Regions from separate parts of the Homo sapiens genome. Here region 1 is linked to region 2. The links are chromatin contacts, found by POLR2A ChIA-PET in ENCODE. All regions are on one chromosome and are shown on one strand. The core of a region is the stretch at or near the end of the contact, and the rest is flanking DNA. Distances in the headings are between cores, read along the strand shown.

Evidence for each region. ChIA-PET counts read pairs that join two places held with the same protein, here RNA polymerase II (POLR2A).
Region 1: POLR2A ChIA-PET joins it to region 2 with 12 read pairs in H1. The contact joins two enhancer-like sites. POLR2A ChIA-PET finds 5 or more read pairs at or near these places in 7 of 52 experiments (AG04450, H1, MCF 10A and 4 more).

The regions. Positions count from the first base shown.
Region 1 is chr11:12,705,085-12,711,910 of GRCh38, reverse strand. All of the region lies in intron 2 of TEAD1 (TEA domain transcription factor 1), which reads right to left. Among named protein-coding and RNA genes, the nearest start is that of TEAD1, 34 kb to the right of the region's middle. Within about 2 kb of position 4,635, at least 4 of the 41 ENCODE cell types and tissues checked have a DNase peak (open chromatin) inside an H3K27ac peak, as active enhancers do.
Region 2 is chr11:12,547,790-12,554,637 of GRCh38, reverse strand. No RefSeq gene overlaps it. Among named protein-coding and RNA genes, the nearest start is that of TEAD1, 120 kb to the left of the region's middle. Within about 2 kb of position 1,782, at least 2 of the 41 ENCODE cell types and tissues checked have a DNase peak (open chromatin) inside an H3K27ac peak, as active enhancers do.

The DNA of each region.
Region 1 (6,826 bases), core at 3,386-5,885, 150 kb before region 2:
GGAAGCTTGATACAGCCTAACCAAGAGTCAGGGACCAGCAATCAGGACAGTGACTTTGTAAGAGGAGCAGAACCTCCTGAGGGACCCCACACTTGCTTCATTGCTACAGCTGTTAACTTGTTACCTTGCTATCTTTGCTACTTTGCCTTTATTACATCAGTCACCTTCCACGTTACCTTGCTTCTTTAGCAGTTTCCTTTTATTGATTCTCAGTAAAAAACCCCCAGAGGGTAAAGGGCCTGTTTACTAGTCTTATGGGACAAGAAAGGAGATGGGAAACTGCATCTCACTGCATTCCCAGATGTAGGGGAGGGAACATGAAAGGACTAACAATGTTGACAGCAATGAAGAGAGGACTTGGCCTTGTCTTCAGGCCTTCACCAGCCAGGGACCCCTGGGGAAAGGGTCTCTGAGGCTCCAGGGAGGTTTGCAGTATGCAAGATCTCAAACAACAGGGAGATGCTGAACTGCTAAAAGACCAGGGTTTGACCTCAGGACATCACTGGTGACTACTAAGAGAACATCTTAAAGTGGCATTAGACAAACCTGGATTTAAATGAACAAATATGAATTATGTCATTACTACCTCAATCTCTTCCAACTCCTGCTCTAGCCAGGATTTCTATGGCTTATAATCACCCAGTCCTGCACATTCTAATTTCTTCATTCCACCTCTCTTCCACGGCCTGATCACCTCTTCCCGAGCCGCTGCAGTGGCCTCCCCAGTGACTACCCTGACTCTCGTCTTTCTCTTTCAATCCAGTCTCAGAGTCAGAGGGAACTTCCTAAACCACCAGTCCAATCATATCTCTTCCCAATTTAAAGTCCAGCAGGCCAGCCAGTCACCAACAGATCAATCCAAGCTCCTAAACATGGTATTCACAGTACAGTCCTAAAAACACCATCCCCAACTTGCTGTAAACCCAAAATGGCGGGGGCCTCCCAGATATCCTATGTCTGTGCCTTTGTACCAGCTGGGCCCTCTGCCTGCAATGCCATCTCCATCTCTTCCATCCCCTTCCAGGAGACGCTAGCACTCACTCTCTCCTCCTCTACATACCATCATTCCTCCTCCTGAAGAGCTACTCTCCCTAACTCACGTGTCACAACAACCCACCTGCCATTATCCTCCTCTTCATCTTCACACCGGTCACGCTCTTCATGACATGTCTATTTCTCTCTCTTGCTGAACAGAAGCTCCATGAGAACAGGACCTTACCTGCTTGTTCACTGCTGTCCCAGTGCCTACAACAGTGTCATCCCAGTGCCTACAACAGTGTCTGGCCAGTGCTTGCTCTTGATTAAATAAATTATAATAAAGATGCTCCCTCTTTATTAAATAAATGAATTACCAGCACCACTCTATTCTCACTGTGTGTACTGTACCGCCCTCTATTTGCACTTATCACCCAGTTTAACCATCATTTACTGGTATAACTATACTCCTGACTTCACTGTGAACTCTGAATAACAGGAGCCACATCTTATTCATCCTTGTATCCCTGGCACACAGTAGATGCCCAATGATATCTGTCACATTATTTTCATAAAGAACACATATACAATTCGTGGGTTTTTTTTAATTTTGAGACAGGGTCCCACTCTGTCACCCAGGCTTTAGTGCAGTGGTGTGATCACGGCTCACTGCAGCCTTGACCTCTCAGGCTCAAGCAATTCTCCTGCCTCAGCCTCCCAAGAAGCTGAGACTACAGGTGTGAAGCATCACGCCTGGCTAATTTTATTTTTTGTAGAGACAAGGACTTGCTATGTTGCCCAGGCTGGTCTCAAACTCCTGGGCTCAAGTGACCCTCCTACCTCAGCCTTCCAAAGTGCTAGGATTACAGGTGTGAGCCATAGTGCCTGGCCTACAATTCCATTTTTTTTTTTTTAACAATTTGGTAAGACTTCATTATTTCTTTTCTCATTACTGTTTAGGTAAATAAGAAAAAGATGTTGTAGGACTTTTAAAAGGTAGAAGAGTCCCTTTTAAAAAATGAAATCAGAAAAGTTCCAGTAAGTCAAAGAACTAAAAGACGTAAAAAGGGGCCCATGCTGATCAGCTTTCTAAAAAGAAACTATCAGGGCTGGGCATGGTAACTCACAACTGCAATCCCAGCACTGTGTGAAACCAAGGCAGGAGGATTACTTGGGTTAACGACCAGGAGTTCAAGACCACCCCGGGCAACAGAGCAAGACCCTATCCCTACAAAACAAATAAAAATTAAAAAATCAGCCAGGCGCAGTGGCATGCACCTGTAGTTCTAGCTACTTGGGGGAGCTGAGGATAACTTGAGCCTATGAGTTCAAGGACACAGTGGGCTACGATCACACCATTGCACTCCAACCTGGAAGATAAAGCAAGACCCTCATCTCTAAAATAAATAAGTAGAAAAAGAAACTATCAGCTACTCAGGAAGTTGAGACAGGAGAATCATTTGAGCCCAGAAGTTCAAGTGTAACCTGAGCAACATAGCAAGACCACATCTTTAAAAAAAAATTAAAATTCAAAAAAAGAAACAAAACTATAAAAAGTAAACATCAAATTATTCTGGTTTTTTTTTTTTATTTTTTTTGAGAGAGAATCTTGCTCTATCATCCAGGCTGGAGTGCAGTGGTGCAATCTCAGCTCACTGCGACCTCCACCTCCTGGGTTCAAGCAATTCTCCCACCTCAGCCTCCCAAGTAGTTAGGACCACAGGTGCACACCATCAAGCCCAACCAATTTTTGTATTTTTAGTAGAGACAGGGTTTCACCATGTTGGTCAGGCTCATCTTAAACAACTGACCTCAAGATATCCACCCCACTTGGCCTCCCAAAGTGCTGGGATTACAGGCATGAGCTACCGCACCCAGCCCAAATTACTATGGTTTTACCTTTATAAACAGTTCAAACAATACAGAGAAGTAGGAAGTAGAAAATGAGGGTCTTTACATAATCACTATTAGCATTTGATGATCGCTATTAGCATTTGATATTCTTCCTCCCAAAATTAATGCATATAAACCTTTACATAATATGCACTCAATACACACATATATATTGAAAATAGGATCACACTATTCATGCTGATCTGTGACTTTTGTACATAATTTCTTTACCATCATTCCATAATAGTACATAGAAGTTGACTTCATCTTCTTCAGCAGCTTTATAATATTCCACTGTATGGTTTTACTGGAATTTATGTAACTTTTCCTTTTTTAATAAAGCCCCAGGTGATGGCAACACTAAACATTATGGTGCGGAGGAACACCCTTTTGTGTATACTTGTACAATGCTTTCCTTAGGATAAATTCTGTGAAGTGAAAATGTCCAGTCACAGAGTATGCACATTTGACACTTTAATCCCCACTGCCAAAATGCCCTCCAGAAAAGCTATACAGTTTAGACTCCTGCCAATCACATATGAAATTTGCCCCCGAGCCCCATCCCAATTAAGGCTGTTTTTGATCAATGGAGTTAATTCCTGCAGCAGGATAAAGTCTCTGACCCAGAAAACTTTCCTTGGCACTAATCCATACTCACCTCACCGACTGTGTCTCTTCACGAGTGACAGGCATTGTTACATTCTTGCCCACAGTTTGAAAGCCTTACCAGGCACTGCACTGCAGGCATACACAATTGCACAGACCTCAAGCAAAGATGGCTATTCCACAAAGAGGTCCTTAGCCCTAGCACCTGGATATCAAGCAAGGCACTCACAGGCAGCATCTCCCAGCAGTATATAGAGAGAAGCTACAGGCTCAACAAGACCCAATTCTTCCACCGAGACACCTGTGAGTGAGCAGCTGCTGGAATTGAGATTTATATCCCCACTCATCATTCTTGTCCTGTAAGGGACTTTGGGAACTGCCAAAGCAGAACCAGCACCAACAGCACAGATCTCAACAACAGAAAAGAAAGTTCTATGAAATAAAAACCACTGCCACCAGTCAATGTAGCATGAGATTTCATGCTGCAGTCTCTGCAGAGAAAAAATTGTTATTCATTCATATACTTTAGTCCGAATACTAATCAGCACTTCAAGCATCACAACTTTTCATTTAATTTTTAGTATTTCTAACAATCTTCCTGTTTCCTTAAACAGAGTTGACTAGACACAAGTATGATGCTTTGTAAACATCACAATCATACTGTGCCCAGTGTCCTACTGTGCCAGACAATAGTACTGACCTTCCAAAAAAAGAAAGGCAATTAGGGCTAAAGAGCCCAGTTCAATATACCTTTTAAATGTGCCAACTATAGTGTTTATCTTTTCCTGTGTTATCAGCTATCACCCTCTCTCTCTCTAGCAGACACCCTCTTCCCTACTTTCTAGCAGTTTATGCTACAAGAAGCAGAAATTAAAAGGTTAGAATTGCAAAGGCATGAAGAATAAATAGGCAGAGCCTTGAGAGAATCACCTAGGAATGATGTCACTAAGTTTCAGAAGGTGGCCTGAGAGTGAGGTAGTTAAGCTCTGGTGCACAGACTTTGTGAAAACTAATTCAAGTGCCACCATTAAACGTGAATATGTGCCTTAAAATGGCTTGCAGATAGCTCTATCATGTCCTTGGGTGGGGAGATCTTGTTTTTGACACATAGAGGCAGGCAGCTGGCTGAATGCCAAAGCAAACAGCATGAGGAGGAGTGGAAGGGTGATCCCAGGTCTCGGGTCTAGTGTTTTTAAAAGAAGACATCAACTGCGTTCCTCTATAGAAAGTGAGATAAACACCAGCCGCACAAGTATAGCACCACAAGTAAACAAGTCTTCTGCTGGCATCATGCTTCTGAAAAAAAAAAAAAAAAAAAAAAAGTCCCACAAGTGCTATTTCTTTCCCTTAAGCCTTCCGAAAAATCTCCAACTGGCCATCAATTTGGAGAGAGTTTTACAAACTGGAACTCTTCTCCTAGGCACAGCAACTGAGACATACGAGGGTAAAACAGCATGGTGAAAAGAGTGCTAGTCAAGGTCAGGAGATGCCCTTGGGCCTATCACATGCCCTTTCTCAGCTTGGTTTTCTCTTCAGTGTAAAATGGGGATAACACCTGCTCTTGCCTGGAAGAAGAGGCCCATTATGGAGATGGTGAGAGGATATGACTATCACCCCCACTGCCCAAGCTGACTCTCCCACTCAAGCTTGGAACGCTCATGAACCGTAGAAGGACATGTGCATCAGGGCTAGCCCATCTGGCCCGGCCACACCAGAGGATCTTGAAAGTCCTAGAAGGAGCCAGGTAAGAAAAGAGCTCAGTGACAAGTTTCCAATTCAACCACAGCAGGTTGCACCTGGGAGCTCCACTGTTAGCTAGAAATATCAAGGGCAATGTCTTTAAACAACTTTAGCAGCAGAAATCACCCTCTGTCAGAGGAAACCTTATATATAACCACAATATACAAAACAGATAATTTATCTGAATTATGTAAATTACAGTATGTTCTCAAGAACATAGTTTAAATCACAAACGAAGTATGTTTCTCTTTCATTCTGCATACACAATATTCAAAAAATTCTGATTCACAGATAAGTAGTTGCAAATGGTACCTATTTAACCTTTCACTTGCAGCTTCAGGAATCCATTGAATTAAACTAACCCAGAAACCTGAAGAAGTGCAACAGGAAACTTCTCTTTTAATGTAGAATATTTCTTATCAGGAAATACTTGACTTGAAGGGAATGGAAGAGGGGTTTCTTCAACCAGTTCAAAAACACTGTTAAAATGTATCTTATAATTCAATGTTCAGTGAGGTCAGCTCTAAAAATCCCCAGATACTTGGTGCCAGGCTCTGGAACATATTTACGCAATATTTCAAACGAGTCAAATTTATTTTGTTTTGCATATCAAGTTCAAACTAAGTTTCAATTTCATCATTGATACTCTAACAGCCCTTGTAAGCATGGTAAGAAAACAGCCTGTATTGCTTAATGGAACTCCCTCTATTTATACTTTAAAATTGAGCAAGACACACAAACGAGGGTAATCACACTATATTTGAAAGGTTTAGAACAATGGAGTTTCTTTGTCAGACAATTAAGAACCCAACAGTAATTTATCACCTCATTTGAAATATTTGTAGTTCAACTTTTCCTTGAGTGGTCAGCAAAATGTGATGTGAACTAAGAATTATTATCCACATTACAAATAACTCATAAAAGTAAAAAGACAACATGGTAATATAATGTACACTTTGAATATTACATGTATAGCACCGAACTAAAAGGCCATCTACAATAAAGCAAAGTTTGTATATGCAACACACAACTTTTATTAATAGCTTGTACACAAACCATCATTCCTGCAATCTTACCTGCCATTGTGTTCACAATGTAAGATAAAATTTTCTTCACTTATCTATGTGTCAAGTGTTGGAAGGAATTGGTTTTACTCATGTTTGCCTGGCATAAACTCACACAAATGCAAGCAGAATGGTGACAGGTGCCACACCCACACTCCTATCAAGGTGGATGGTAAGAGCAAATGGGATCCAGATTTGGGACTTTCATTCTCCGGGTGAAGCATCCCAGGCCCCTTTCTGCACTGCATCACTCTACAATGACACCGACTATTTTCACGCAGGTTTTGAGGTGAGAACTTGCATGCTACAAGTGTATTTTCCTTTAGGCTGAAACTTGGTGGCAAAATTCTAGGATTCTGAAGAACAAGATAAAAGCTTGTGGTCTGGAAAAATGGGAGATGGTACCAAAGACCTGTTGGTTCCCTAAAACAGAAATCACAAGAAAGAGGATATGCGAATTCCCTGAGTGCTTCTGTCAGCTTAGCTCCTGCCTCATCCCTCCTTCCAGCCAAGCAACAAGTTCAGCTTTAAGAGTAGTATGGCTGTCA
Region 2 (6,848 bases), core at 533-3,032:
AAAATATCGTTACTAAGGCCAGTGTCAAGAAGCTTTTTCTCTGTTCTTTTTTATTTTTTCTAGGAGTTTTATGATTTCAGGTCTTATATTTAAGTCTTTAATCCATTTTGAGTTAATTTTTGTGCTGGTGTAAGATAAAGATTCTATTTCTTTCTCTTTTTTTGCATATCAATATCTAGCTTTCCTAACTTTATTTATGGAGGAGACTTTCCTTTCCCTATTTTGTAATCTTGGTGCCCTCATCAAATAATAGTTGACCATATATGCATGCGTTTCTAGTCTCTCTATTCTGTTCCATTAGTCTGTGTCTGCTTTTATGCCAGAACCACACTGTTTTGATTACTATAGCTTTGTTATACAGTTTAAAATCAGGAAGTATGATGCTTCTGATTTTATTCTTCTTTCTTAAGATTACTTTGGTTATTTGGGGTCTTTTGTGGTTCTATGTGAGTATTGTTTTTTTTTTTCTATTTCTGTAAACAACACCATTGGAATTTTGATAAGGACTGCTTTGAATCTATAAATCACTTTGGGTAGTTGATCATTCTTAACTGCCTCATACTTTTTAAATGATTATGTGGTAGTCCATTGACTGAATGTGTCATAATTGATTTAGCCACTTCCCTATCAATAAACATTTAAGTTTTTTCTAATCTTTCACCATGACAACAATAAAGCAAAGCCCATTCTTGTGCTTAGCTTTGACTACTTCTAGTCAAAGAATGGCAAACTAAAGAAATACAACAGGCTTCTTAAGGCAGCTCCTGGCAATGTCACTGGAATTGGGTGACTGCTTGAAGCAGAAAATGCTGATCTGATTGGATACATTCTGAATGTTTTCTCAAAAAACATCTCATTATTCTATTCCTGGAATATTGATACCACCCTCAAATGCTACTTATTTGAAAAGTGAGCCAGGCACAGTGGCTCATTCCTATGATCCCAGCACTTTGAGAGTCGAAGGCAGGAGGATCACTTGAGGTCAGGAGTTCAAGACCAGCTTGGGTACATACTGAGACCCTGTCTCTACCAAAAAAAAAAAAAAAAAAGAAAGAAAAAAAGAAAAAAATGCAGAATCTATGTAATAATAATACAGAATGGTGACATTTTAGTCCAGACAGAACTGCCATGAAACCCCTCCAGGACGTATAATACATAGACAAATCTTTCTTTCGCTGGCAGAAAAGAGTCAAGGATGCAGAGATTTCAGACAGCCACTCTAGAAGCAGCTGTTAAGAAGATTCCCACTCTAATTTGCTGCCACAGCTTGAAACAGTGAAATGTATTAAAATGTGCCACATCAGTTAACATGGGTTCAGTTAGATGGAGGTTGCCAGTTTGGAAGGAGGGCAAATGTTCCTTGGTGGCCATCTTTGCTGATGCCCAGGACTGCACAGGCTGTGTGTGGAGCTCAATCAGAGAGAACTTATACATGAGGTTCTGGCACAATCCAGGTACAAATAAGACCCAGGGATTAGCTTTCCTGGATGAATAATTATTTCTGAATCATGGGAAAGGCACACGTGGAAAGGAGGCAGGGGGATGGAAGATGGAAGTCTTTCTAAGAAGTCTCCGCTGTCAGAGGCACCAGTCCTCAAATGAGCTCCATGCAAATGAAAACCGGTCCCAACAGCATCTTGAGCCAAAGAAAATTCTTGGTTGGGGTTGAAAAAAATGCCAGATAAATAGTTTCTTCTTGCTTCTCAGCAGGGCCCAGCTATCACTGCAATCCAGATCTGGCCTCTAAGCAGTTCTGGCAGGTTTAGCTTGGACCAGCTGCTGTGATGAAATTGCAATAATTCCAGGTTTCCCTCAAATCTGGACTGAGCCAAAGGCAGTCTAGGCTTCTAGCAACCGCTGACTTCATTGCCTTCTTTCCTGTCCCTCTTCAACTTTCAAGCTTCTGGTTTTTAAATTTTAACTTAGATACGGGTGATAGAGGAAACCTGTTCAGTGCAACCCAGAAGTCTGGAAAATGTTTATTTCAGGTCAATTTAAGAAACCTATATTGAGTACTTAGTGAGTCTATTTAGGTGAGCTGCGTGGTATAACTACTGGCTAACATGGATTGTGTATCCAGTGATACGCCAGGCTTTGTTACAAGCTTCCTACACAGAAGATCTCATTTAATCAACCAACAGCCTATGAGGTAGGAATGATTATCCCTGTATACAAAAGAGATACGTTTAGTCTCTTACCTTAAAACAAACAGCTGGCAAATGGAAGTATCTGGATCTGAACCCAGTGTAGCCTGAATCTCAGGCCTCTACTTGTGCTCGCTATGACACTGGCCATAAGCAAATGAGTCCTTAATTAGAGGTGAGTAAAAGAGACTCGGACAAGAAAAACTAAAGTGAACAAAGGCAGAAAACTGAGACCCACGTGGGAGAAAGTAGAAGTAGGCAGATAAAGAGTGTGGAAAAAACAGTAGAGGCTAGATTCATGCTCATTCTGAGCCCAACCTCTGAAGACCTTGTGGGTCCTGGAAGCCTAGTGGGGAGGTTTCCCCAGAAATCACTTATTTATAAAGAACTTCCAGCCATTAACACAAAGACTGAAGTATTCTGAGAAGTTGTCCAAAACTCTTTGCTCCCAAGAGAAAGGAGAAATCTCTCTGGGTGCGTTCAACATGGAAGTTTTAATGTACTCTAAGAGGTTCAAGATTTCAGACACTAAGTCCCAGGGCACTAAGAGACTTGCAGTGTGACGCATTGAAGTTTAGGGAGGAATGTTTATTGTATTTCTTCTAATTAAAACAGGCTTTCTAGACCAGATGGGTGGCTCACTGCCCCTACTCCTGACCCCTGCCCCATTATGGGCACCCAGGAGAATGGAAGTAGATCTGTTTCTAGAGAATAAAGCATCTTTAACCCAGAAAGGGAAAAGAACTCTGGGCAGAGTACACCTCAGCAACATCCAGCAGTCTGTGTTGGTGAAGAACAGGGGTATGGGTTCATAGTGGAGCCATGGGATCCAGAACCACATGGCATGTCCAGAAGCACACTTTTGAGCAAAGCTGGCCAACAAGTGTCTTCCATTTTTGCCTGTGGCATCTGAGACCGTGTTCTTCGGCTCATCCCGAGGCAGAGGCCCAGAGATACCAGAGGCTGGTGGTAACAAAGGGCTGATATTCAAAATGGTGGAAATGATTCCAGGAATGATTCACCAATGGTTCTGACCTGAGGAAGACTTATCAAAAAAGTAAAGAGGGCTGGGTGTGGTGGCTCACGCCTGTAATCCCAGCACTTTGGGAGGCCAAGGTGGGCGGATCATGAGGTCAGGAGATCAAGACCATCCTGGCTAACACGGTGAAACCCGTCTTTACTAAAAAAATACAAAAAATTAGCCGGGTGTGGTGGCAGGCGCCTGTAGTCCCAGCTACTCGGGAGGCTGAGGCAGAAGAATGGCATGAATCTGGGAGGCAGAGCTTGTAGTGAGCCGAGATTGTGCCACTGCATTCCAGCCTGGGCCACAGAGCAAGACTCTGCATCAAAAAAAAAAAAAAAAAGTAAAGAGAGAAGCAGCATCCCACACCCTCTTCCCTGACTGTGGGTTCTCCCTGGCAGCAGATTCCATCAGGGAAGGGGAGACACTTTTGTTGTTGTTGTTGTTGAGATGGAGTCTTGCTCTGTCACCCAGGCTGGAGTGCAGTGGCACGATCTCGGCTCACTGCAAACTCTGCCTCCCGGATTCACACCATTCTCCTGCCTCAGCCTCCCAAGTAGCTGGGACTACAGGTGCCCGCCACCAAGCCCAGCTAATTTTTTTGTATTTGTAGTAGAGATGGGGTCTCACTGTGTGAGCCAGGATAGTCTCGATCTCCTGACCTCGTGATCTGCCCACCTCGGCCTCCCAAAGTGCTGGGATTACAGGTGTGAGTCACCACGCCCGGCCAACATTTTAATCTGTGAATTATTGTATTGGGAACTTAATGCGTGAGGCATTCTAATAGCCAAGAACCAGCAGAAAATGATGCAGCTGCCCAACTTTGCATCTCAGGTAGGGGAGGGGGAGCCCCCACTGAATAGAGTAAAAAGTACAATGAGAGACAGACAAATATTGGTCTTTTCACAGTAACTTTTGAGACCTACATATCCACATACTGGCTTCATGTTATATGTTTTTTATTTATACTCTGGAACATTTAGTAGGATAAGGGACATGTAGAATGTGATTCACAGGAAAGTGGTGGGCCCTGAGCAAGGACCTGAGTGTGTTTTTGGTCTGAAACTGAGTTACATGATTTGGGGCAAGTAACGGTCTAGCTTTGTCACCCAGGCTGGGGCGCAGTGGTGCAAAGACAGTTCACTTCAGTCTCAAACTTCTGGGCTCAAGTGATCCTTCCACCTCAGCTCCCCAAGTACCTGGGACTGCAGGCATGCACCACCATGCCTTGCTAATTTTTGTATCTTTTTTAGACACAGGGTTTCGCCATGTTTCCCAGGCTGGCCTTGAACTCCTGAGCTCAAGCGATCTGCCCACCTCGGCCTCCCAAATGCTGGGATTGCAGGCATGAGCCAATGCACCTCAGTTTCTTGTCTGCCAAATGGAGTGAAAATAATTATCCTGAATCTTGATATGAATGTTATATATTTCCAAAATCCCAAGCACATTATGTGTGCTAATTAAATGCTAGTTACTACAGTAATAAGGAGAAAAATGTAGACCAAAACATATAAAAATAATCAAAAAGTACCAGATTGTAAGCTCAAGGGCAGAGACTCTGTCTCATTTATCTTTGCACCCCTAGCACACTACAGATTCTTGGCATATAGTAGGCAGCCCCTTGAATGTTTTTTGCATTAAACTGAGCTGATTTGTTGAGTATCACCTATGTGTAGAAATTGTTTCAGTGCTGCTTAGTCTATCAGATAAGCATTTGAGTTATTTAATTCTTCTGAAGATTAGTTTATTTGTAAGACAGAGAAAATGCATCTACTGAGACCAGAGATAATTGGTTAGCTCCCTCAAAACAGTTTTCCCTATTTTCCTTATTGACAGACCCCAATTGTATTCAGTAATCCTATGTCTCCTGTCTCTGTCTCCGGGTAAATCTTCATTCTTTCAGATGAAGCATCCTGATGACCTCATTGCCTTTGCCTGTGATTAGTTTAGGGGTGGCCATGAGGCTCTGTCCTGGCCAAGGAGACATAAGAGGATGTCACTGAAGGCTGCCAAGAAAGGTCTTGTTGCGTCAAAGAAGCGGAAGAATACACATGAGGAGAAATAGCCCCCAAAACAGTCTTCTCTTTTCCACTGGCTATTGTTTGATTGCCTGTGATGGCTGGAACTGAGCAGCCATCTTGAGCCCACGTGGAGAACCACACCAATCTCCTGAGGATGGCGGAGCTGAAAGCTGGGAGAACCTGGGTCCTTGATAGCATCTGAGCCACTGATCTAATCAGCCCTGAGATTCTTGTTACGTAGATGAATTTTCCTTATGGTTTAGGTCAGTTAAGTCAGAGAAAGCAACCTAGATGAGATACTCCTTCATGAGGTTCTTAAATTTGGTTCCCCTCATCTCCCCTTCTGGAAGACCATCTGCCAGGAATATTGCAGGAGGGATTCCTGCCTTGTGTGGGAAACATGGTGGCTCCTTTCAAACTTTGAAATTCTCTGCTTCTGTGTTATTCACAAAGCAACTCTGAAAAGCCATTAGTTGGAGCTTCTTAGGAGAATGAAAGGCAGCATGGAGCCCTGGGAAGCATGCAGGATGTGGAGACAGAAATCCTGAGCTTCATCCTGGAGATTCCATTTTCAGCTCTGCAGCTTGGTCAAATCACATAAGCTCTCATGGCCTCAGTTGTCTTACCTGTAAAATGAGGATAAAAGTAGTCCCTACCTCAGCATAAGGATTAAATGAGAAAGTGTTGACATGCTTTACAATGTGCGCTCCTGTTTACAGACAATTATGCAGAAGAAAAACCCACATAACTAAACAAGGAGCAGAAAAGTAAGGCTTTTATTTATTGTGCTGGAAACAGAGAGATGAAATGGATGGATGTTTGTTGGAAAACAAACCATTTGGGGAAAGTGGTGATCTTCTCTAGAAAGGATTTCATGCCCTCTCCCTACCAGCTTTGCAAATAACACAACCCTTTCCCAGTGGTTCTAAAGGGCTGTTGCAACTGAGAGCAGAGGTGAAAGCCATGGAGTCCCTCGGACGATGACCTACAGCTCTGCCGTCTATTAATAGCTTTTAAGTCCTTAGAGTGCAGCCCAAGCCCCTCCCACCTCAGGGACATGAGAGGGTCACAAGGCTGCCTGATACAGTCTGCAGAAAACTGGTGGTCCCCAGAATTCTCCCAGTTAGGAATTTTTTCTCCCCTAATGGATTGGGCCTGCCTGGGCCTCTTCCCGCAGAGACTCCAGCCTGATCTGTCAGGTTCACATTCAGCAAGCAGTAGTGAACTGTTTTGGCTCCTCAGGCCACTCACTAGCTGTCTTGACACATCTTATCTCATTGCACCATCACAGGAATGAGCCAGAGCCATTGTATTGAAACAGAACCCAGCTCAGAGAGGGGTTGTGGCCTGTTCAAGGTCACACAGAAAGGACCTTTGGTTTTAGGTCTCAATCCGCCTGTCTCCAAGGCCTGTGCTGTAACATTTGTGTTCCATCTTGAACTCTGGGAGACTTCTGGGCCTTCAACAAGACCATTTAAATCCCTCAATCATGTTGGAAAGAACAGTAAGGAGACTGTGGGATGGGGTGAGTAAGGGAGCAAAGACACAGCTGGCCTCACACTTGGACTCGGGGTCAGAAGGCATCGATGTGTGCATTGATACAACTCTGGTGGCCAGGGTGTTGCTGAGCATGTCAGTGTGGGCTCTGGGCGCAGGCAGGGC